Regions from separate parts of the Homo sapiens genome. Here regions 1 and 3 are each linked to region 2. A link is a contact called in ENCODE Hi-C or POLR2A ChIA-PET data. All regions are on one chromosome and are shown on one strand. The core of a region is the stretch at or near the end of the contact, and the rest is flanking DNA. Distances in the headings are between cores, read along the strand shown.

Region 1 (2,700 bases), core at 125-2,624, 1.9 Mb after region 2:
CCCAGTACTTTGGGAGGCCAAGGTGGAAGAACTGCTTGAGGTCAAGAGTTAGAGACCAGCCTGGGCAACATACTGAGACTCTGTCTCTATTTCAAAACAAGCAAACAGCTTAGAAAATCATTTTCTTTAACTCTTACCTCTGATGCTTTTAATTATGTGTTCTCTTATGGTGATTGGCTGGGGTTAAAATATTCTGTAGCATTGCTTTGCATCATAGCCCCAGAGAAAATGAAAGGGGAAGAAGGAGTTAGCTTCCCTTTTCCCCGCTGTTCTGCCTGCTTCCTGTTTCAGAAAAATTAAAATAAGGTGTGAACAGCCACTTTCTCTTGAACATATTCTTCCATATATACTGGGGTAGGGTGAGGCATGTATTTGTGGGGGCTGGAGGATGGCCTCTGTTACAAAATTTCCTATGGACATTCCTTATCTACACTAGTGGGGAACAATGAAAATTACTTGTACAATGAACATCACTTATACAGGACGCGTATTACGGTACATTCTAATTTTTAAAAATATCAACTCACATAAAGAGGAGGCCAACCCTGACTTATCTCATGGGCAAGCTGTATGGCACAAATGAAATTACTAATGTGAAAGTGTTCGGTCAACTCTAAAGGTCCTTACAAGTTTGTGGGTTTTTTTTTTTTTTCAGACAGAGTTTTGCTCTTCTTGCCCAGGCTAGAGTGCAATGGCATGATCTCGGCTCACCGCAACCTTCACCTCCTGGGTTCAAGCGATTCTCCTGCCTCATCCTCCGGAGTAGCTGGGATTACAGACGCCCGCCACCACGCCCAGCTAATTTTGCATTTTTAAGGGAGACAGGGTTTCTCCATGTTGGTCAGGCTGGTTTCGAACTCCCAACCTCAGGTGATCCGCCCACCTCAGCCTCCCAAAATACTGGAATTACAGGTGTGAGCCACCACGCCTGGCCACGTTTGAGGTCTTTTTAATGATTAGAAATTTCTTATACTCTGGCATCTGTAGAATCCATTCAAAGCCATAAATTTCTGCTTCTTTCCCACACCTGGTGGGAGAAATGGGGGAATAGGCCCACAAATCGCCTTGGCTTTTGTGGTCTCCCAGTATGCTCTTTTGCATGGACAGAAAAATGAGGGAAATGCTTTTACCTTCATCAAACCTATTGGAAATGGTTAAGTTTCCCTTCTTTTGACTAAAACAAAACTAAAAACCACAAGAAACCTACTCAAGATTGGCTCATATGAATCACATCCTGTGTGGAACCCTGTCCTGTGTCAATGACACTTAGACACAGAGCAAAGAAGGGAGAGGGTGGGTCACTGTTTCTAAATGCAACGAAGGGCACTTTCATTAAAGCACTAAGGCTGCATGCTCAACAGGTTTAGCATGACTCAGCAAGATGGGTCACTGAACACCATCCACCCAAGGGCAAATGAGCTTGTCCAATCACATGACCTACAAGATCAGGGGATAGCAAACCAGACCTATGGTTTGCTGAACAGCCTGCACAAGCCAGTCCCGTTACATACAGAACAGTCAGAGGAGAAGGTCACCGCCAGGGCAGTGGAGACCACTGCGGATCCTCTTCTCAACACTGCTCTACCATGTTACCTTGTGTCTAGTTGTGTGTCTGCCAACCACTTCTACAGAAGGTGCTGAGGCAAACCTCCTCAAAGGTTCTGATTTGGATCTTCCATTTGGAGAAGACTTTGAGTCTGTCCATATTCGTGGCTTTTTTTTCTTGCACTGGGAACTGATGCATTGCAGACACAAATGAGCCCAATGTATTTTAAGCGAGAAAAAGTTCCCACCCTCACCACCAATTACACCCTTGTCATTTTTTTCTTGTTCTAGTACCTACGTGTGATTTAGTACTTTCCGAGCATTCCATTCTTTCTGAAAGCATAAGCACTAATATGTGTAATTTGCTTGCCTTGTCATTCTGAAATCTTTTAATGCATACAGTTCAGACATCCTGTTTGTTTAATATGAGCAATGCCAACTTTATTTACTGTAATAAATGTACTTCTTTATTCTTCTGGAAAAAAAGGGAAATTAATTGAAAAAGACACATTTAAGCTATTCCAGTGTGTAATACAGAGGCTGCTGGTAAAATATAATACAATGTCAGGGAATTCCACAATCTTGTTTGCTTTTTGGTTTCATTTTCATATTTTTCTTAAATATGGCATTGCTACAGTACAAAGTAGAAGAACATATTTTAGTGTCTGATTCACAGTCTCTTTACTAACTTTGGAACTTTAAAACCTGGGCAACTCTGATAGTGAGAGGGTTCAAGAAAATTGACATATGTGGTGAAATGTACTTTTGTGGCCTAGCTTTGCGTTTCAGAGCTGTTATACAGTCAGATTTTTTTAAATGAATATCTGCAACTGTTCCAACAATTCTGGTTTATGAAAATGTTGCTGGTTTTGCATAGGAACTTCATAACCTGCATGATATTACTCATGGGTATTTGTGGGTTTTGCTTTAGATATGGAAAGGACGCCTCTTGGCAAACATATTTTTTCTTTTGCTTCTCAGAGGTTTTGTATTCAGCTCAAAAATCCCCAGTATCTGTTTCCTTAGGTTCATGGGCTCCTTTAAACTTTACATTTGTATTTCTATTTTTTTTTCCAGTCAACTTCATGGATGTTTTGGAACGTCCTTTGTGCAAATTCACTCCCCAATGTTGCAGAGAGATTTTGCTTCCTTTTA
Region 2 (2,700 bases), core at 14-2,513:
GTACATATAGTTTTATTTATATATAGCTCTATTCCCTAACCGTATCGAAAAGATGATATAATGCTGAGGGAAAAAACTAGGCTACAGATCGACACACATTATTAACATAAAGAGAAAAAATACTAAAAGGAAGTATGCAAATACTGTAAGTGGTTATCTCTGAGTTGAGAAAATAAGAATGTTAATTTTTTTGTCCCCCCCCCCAATTTCTAAGTTTTGAACAACTGGTACTCTGACGTTTGTAGTTAGCATTAATAATTTCTTTCTTCCTTTTTTCCTCTCAAAAAATGTACGTAGGGTGCATTCAAATACATTAATCCAAGAATATTATCTGGAAATGTACCATTTGGCCGTCTGCATTCACCAAGCATGCAAACACATCTCCAAATATCTCATCACTTGTTCTAGATAGATTTAAGTAGTCTTCTCCATTAACTCTTTCGGGTCCAACTTGCCAATTAAAATCTCGAAACTCCTAGTTTGGAGCTGGGTCTTTCCGAGCTCTGAGCAGTCGGCTGACTGGCGGGTTATTCTGAATGAATAGACTGCAAACTGTGGCGACAGCGTTCCCACCTGCATTAATTAAACGAGCGCTGGCTTCAACGCTACAGGGGTCTGATATTCAAAACAGACGTTTAAGGAAAAGGAGATGAGGTGAGAGAAAATTCGAAGAAGGTTCAGCGGAGAGCGACTGCTGGGGGTTTCAAGGGGCCCATTTACACAAGCAGTGGCACACCGGCACGGGCGGGGGATCTTATTCCTGCCTACGCATCACAGGGTCCCGTCCAGAGTGGGACTCCCCAAACCCTGAGGGGCCACACTAGCTGCAGGGCGGGATCAAGTCTCCGGGGCTCCCCGACCCTTAGACGACCCGAGCCCTTGGAATCCTCCGGTCCAAGACGACCGCCGCCCAAAGGCTCCGCACAGCACGGAAAGCCAGCCCGCTGATCCGCTAGTCGCACACCTCCCGGAATTAAAGAGCTCCTCTCAGGCCCAGCGGCTTCTCACTTCAGCTTGCCCCACTGCCGGGCGGAAGCGGCGGCTGCACCGCCCGAGATCGCGGCTGCATCCGGGTTCCTCAAGCTTCGGCCCAATCCTCGACCTTCTCTCTTCCCACCCTCCCGTTTCTCCGCCCTCCTGCCGCCAATCCCTGATCAGGTCTCAGCCGAACATGCTGTCAGGGGAGTGAAGGCGGATACTGGCCAATGAGGCCTCGCTTCCCGTTTGAAGTCTCCAGTGGGCGGGCGCCGGAGGCGGGCGCTGCTGGCCAGAAGGTTCGGTTGCGCGTGTGCCATGGACTCAGCCGCCCGGTGATATTGACAATAGGAGAGAGAAAGGGGCATTGACTGGGACCCACCGCGGGTAGCGAAAGGTGGCTCTGGCAGCGGCGGCTCCAGCTCCTGCGGCTCCTCCTCCTTATTCTGTCCCCTTCTCTTGCTGCCGCTGCAGATCCAGTCTTCCTCCCTCCCTTCCCCCCCTCCCCACGTCGTCGCCGCCGCCGCCGGGTCCGGGGCAACGAGCTGAGGCGCCGCCCGCCAGGAATGTGAGCGAGGAGCCACCGGCGGAGCCGCAACGGGGTCGGTGCCGATTTGATGGGACGGGCCCGCGGGGGAGGATCGTGAGGCCGCCGCCGCCACCGGAACGCTGAGGTTCGGGTCCGGCCGTGAGGCCTAGAGGCTCCGCCGCCGCGGAACCGGAGGGACCCCGTACCGGACAGCCGTCGCCCCAGGCTCCCCGCAGCTGCCCGGACCTCCCCCTGCACGTCCCGGTCCCGCCGCCCGCCCCCGCTGCGGCCACCTCGCCCGTCTCCCGCCCCTCCAAGCCACAGATCATCTTTGGATTCTTCCCCAGAAGCTTCAAGGTAACTTAGTCCCTCCAGCACCGCGGCTCGCCCGCTTCCCTTCTTCCTCCCGGTCCTCCTGGGGAACCTATGGGGCACCGGCCTTGGGAAGGCCTGGCCGGGCAGGCGAGGGGTGCGGTGGGGTGGGGTGCGGGAGCGGGAGCGCCCGTCCCACTTGTCTGATTTACCTACAAATGCTTCTGATGATACCTCTCATTCACTCTGCCCCCTCCCCCCTTTTTCTCCACCTTCTGGGATTGGAGGCGTTTTCTTGCCCCCCTTTATCCACTGGCGGGGGCGGGGAATAAAGAGGGGTTTGGTGTGAGGAGGATTCTCTAGCAGCTTATCGTCTCCAGGGCTTGGGGTGTGGGTTAGGAGCAAAGGGAGTATGTAAGCATCCCCACAGACAAACCCCTTCCCTGTCTTTCCCTACTTCCCCTTACCCCCTTTGGATTATCCTGAGCCATGGAAATGCCCCATGCCTGCTGATTAGAGGATGATAAAGCTTCGGGAGCCCTGGCCCAGGGCGAAACCTGTTTCCCTGGGCTTTGCACGGACCCGCTGTTACCTTACGTTCAGTTTTGCAGTGCTTCAGGGTTGCGATCCTTGACGTTTATTCTGGGCCTCGGGCATAAGGGGTAAATGATTTTTTTAAAAGCTACCTATATATCGTCTGTAGAGATGAGAGATAAGGAATAAAGAAGAGACGAAAAGAGTGATGGAGGAAGAGGATTTACTGAAATGTTGTAGTGTTAGAGTTAGAGTGAAGTCTAAATAATTCACATACCCGAATGGAAAATCGGCCCCTAAATTTACAACGTACAAATAAGATGTGGAGCTTTTGGCTGATGCAGTCATTT
Region 3 (2,700 bases), core at 25-2,524, 1.4 Mb before region 2:
GTCATGTCTGTATTTTATAAGGCTCACCCGCTTTTTCAAAGTAGTTGTACTACAGGAGAATTCATACTGTTATACATGCTACTCAAAAGCCTAAGTATTACCCATAAGATACTAAGACATAAGGAACTACAGAGACTTTCTCCCTCCTTCCCAACCAATGCACAAATTCCATTTCTGTAATTTTCCCCCATCCTCCAGCTCCTCACCTTCTTTTCTACCCTAATTACAACTGTCCTTCAAGTCTTAGATGATGTCCACCTTTTCTCAGGGGAGAACAGCACTATCCCCTATTGCCCTCCCCTTTCCCTAAACTTGAATAGCATTTCTGAACTGAGCTACTCATTTTTTGTTAGTCACATACTCCCCAAAACTGTAAGCTGTTAGGCAGCACCAAAGGTGCCTTTTAATTTCTTCTCTGAAACAAATAATCCAGCTGGACGTGGTGGCTCATGCCAGTAATCCCAGCACTTTCGGAGGCCAAGGCGGGAGGATCACTTGATCCCAGGAATTTGAGACCAGCCTGGGCAACAGCAGCACCCTGTCTCAAAGAGAGGAGAAATAATCCCTTTCTGGCCTAGCAAAGTAATCTAACTACACATATATAAATGTTCAACAAGGATGCCTTGAATGAATGAGAATAGACAAGCTTTGCAAACTCCTGAACCTGAAAGTAACTGAGATTCAGAAGGCGGTAACAGGCAGGAAACCTAAATTCTAGTCCTGGCTCTCATCCATGCAACTAGAATGTGAACTTGGGCAAGTGATTTCCCCTCTCTGGGCATCGGTTTCTTCATCTGCAAAAGTGTTAGAACAGATGACCACAGAGGTCCCCTCCAGCGCTAGAATTCGGTAAGAAAATTGTACTTCATCAAATCGAGCTTGAGGATGAGACCGGAAGTGGGGGTGGGGGAGTCCCTCGGTTGTCGACGGGGGTTGTGGTGGTGGTGGGGTTCCTCTGTTGCTCCTTGGAGCTCAAGAGAACGGCCACTACAACTGAGGTCAGCCGCCAGGGCGGGTACCAGAGGTGCAGACCGCCACAGGCCATCCCTGGTGTGCCTAAATACCGCTACTGGGTCACCGGGACCGGCAGTGCGGCCGAGTCCGCCCCACGTACGGCCTCTCTGGGAAGGCCAGCCTTGGATATGAGACACCTCGGGGGCCGCCCGCGGGCCAAGGGAGCGCCCAGTCGCTCACCCGGTTGGGATATTCCTTCTCCACACAGTCGCCACACATCGCGACGCAGTCAACAGGGAATGTCCTCCAACGCTTCCGGGAAGACGAAACCTCGCGAGAACTGAGATACGGTTGCCGCATGCGCCCAAGTACTCGACTCCTGGGTATTCCGTCTCGGGAACCGAGCCGAAGTCTCCGCCCCTTAGCAACTGTTGTCAAGGCAGGGCACAGTCTCCTTGGCACCGTGCGTGGGCAAAGGGTGGGGCTTCAGAAACCTTTGGAGACAGACGAAGAAATCTTGTGCGCTAACAGATGTGACGGGAAGGGAAAGGGATCTTGGGCTGAGCGAAGTTCTCACAGACACCTTCCTGAGCTTAGGCTGACAAGAAAGGCAAATCACGACACACAAGAAAGGGAATTATTTCTCGCTACCGCATATACAAATCTGAAATGTTAATGAATACATTTCTGTACCATTTCTTAAGGCAATGAGAGTGAATAAGAGACCAGATCTCAGCAGGTGAATAAACAGTAACCGAAGTGTTTGGGAAGAGACACTCAGAGTGCTGCAGAAAATCTCCTAAAAAAACACTTAAAATATTAGTAATAATTGGTCATTCCAGAGTCCTCTGGAGGACATAGCAACGAGGAACGTATTTCTATCTCTCTCAGGTGTCACAGAAGCACCTCAGTGGCGGGCAAGCACTATGTAAATAGAAAAATGGCCAGGTCATCAGCCATCCCATTACTGGGTATATACCCAAAGGATTATAAATCATGCTGCTATAAAGACACATGCACATGTATGTTTATTGTGGCACTATTCAGAATACCAAAGACTTGGAACCAATGCAAATGTCCATCAATGATAGACTGGATTAAGAAAATGTGGCACATATATACCATGGAATACTATGCAGCCATAAAAAAGGATGAGTTCATGTCCTTTGTAGGGACACGGATGAAGCTGGAAACCGTCATTCTGAGCAAACTATCGCAAGGACAGAAAACCAAACACCGCATGTTCTCACTCATAGGTGGGAATTGAACAATGAGAACACTTGGACACAGGGTGGGGAACACCACACACCGGGGCCTGTCGTGGGGTGGGGGGAGGGGGGAGGGATAGCATTAGGAGATATACTTAATGTAAATGACGAGTTAATGTGTGCAGCACACCAACATGGCATATCTATACATAGGTAACAAATCTGCACGTTGTGCACATGTACCCTAGAACTTAAAGTATATTAAAAATAAATAGATTTCAAAAATTATCTAATTGAATTGACTGCAGATATTTTGATTTCAGATTTGCACATCCATTTATAAATGACCTATTGGTTCACAGATTAAAAAACCAATAAACATATGTGCTTCCAAGAAAAGAAAGAAAGAAAGAAAAATGGCCAGGTCAGTTGTTCCTGCATCATTTCCCAATCCTGTGGGTCTCAAAATGCTTGTGCTTGTTGCCCCGCCTCATCCTTTCTCTCTGTATTGAAAGCATCTTATTTATTCGCAACGACC

What was found. A loop is a pair of places that touch in the nucleus more often than their neighbours do. ChIA-PET counts read pairs that join two places held with the same protein, here RNA polymerase II (POLR2A). Pooled maps may share reads with other maps.
Region 1: a map with no recorded cell type shows a loop between it and region 2 (9-fold over the local background). The contact joins the enhancer-like site here to the promoter of PPP2R5E in region 2. A Hi-C loop is called at or near these places in 1 of 37 single-sample maps with no recorded cell type and 5 of 50 pooled maps. POLR2A ChIA-PET finds 5 or more read pairs at or near these places in 1 of 52 experiments (WTC11).
Region 3: a loop to region 2 is called in a map of B cell, with 7 times the contacts of the local background. The contact joins the promoter of CHURC1 here to the promoter of PPP2R5E in region 2. A Hi-C loop is called at or near these places in 2 of 168 maps with a recorded cell type or tissue (B cell and CD4-positive, alpha-beta memory T cell) and 7 of 50 pooled maps.

Annotation. Positions count from the first base shown.
Region 1 is chr14:61,661,350-61,664,049 of GRCh38, reverse strand. No RefSeq gene overlaps it. Among named protein-coding and RNA genes, the nearest start is that of HIF1A, 33 kb to the left of the region's middle. Within about 2 kb of position 1,374, at least 18 of the 41 ENCODE cell types and tissues checked have a DNase peak (open chromatin) inside an H3K27ac peak, as active enhancers do.
Region 2 is chr14:63,541,940-63,544,639 of GRCh38, reverse strand. PPP2R5E (protein phosphatase 2 regulatory subunit B'epsilon) reads left to right here and starts at 1,263. Exons shown (of 14, transcript NM_006246.5): 1 at 1,263-1,861. It overlaps LOC112268140 (loricrin-like), which reads right to left and starts at 1,856. Exons shown (of 1, transcript NR_158218.1): 1 at 1-1,856. RefSeq lists enhancers at 948-1,157, 220-1,211 and silencers at 1,448-1,587, 1,628-1,767.
Region 3 is chr14:64,913,029-64,915,728 of GRCh38, reverse strand. CHURC1 (churchill domain containing 1) reads right to left here and starts at 1,274. Exons shown (of 4, transcript NM_001386928.1): 1 at 1,195-1,274. The coding sequence starts at 1,233. It overlaps CHURC1-FNTB (CHURC1-FNTB readthrough), which reads right to left and starts at 1,368. Exons shown (of 14, transcript NM_001202559.1): 1 at 1,195-1,368. The coding sequence starts at 1,314. RefSeq lists enhancers at 1,005-1,274, 1,425-1,474.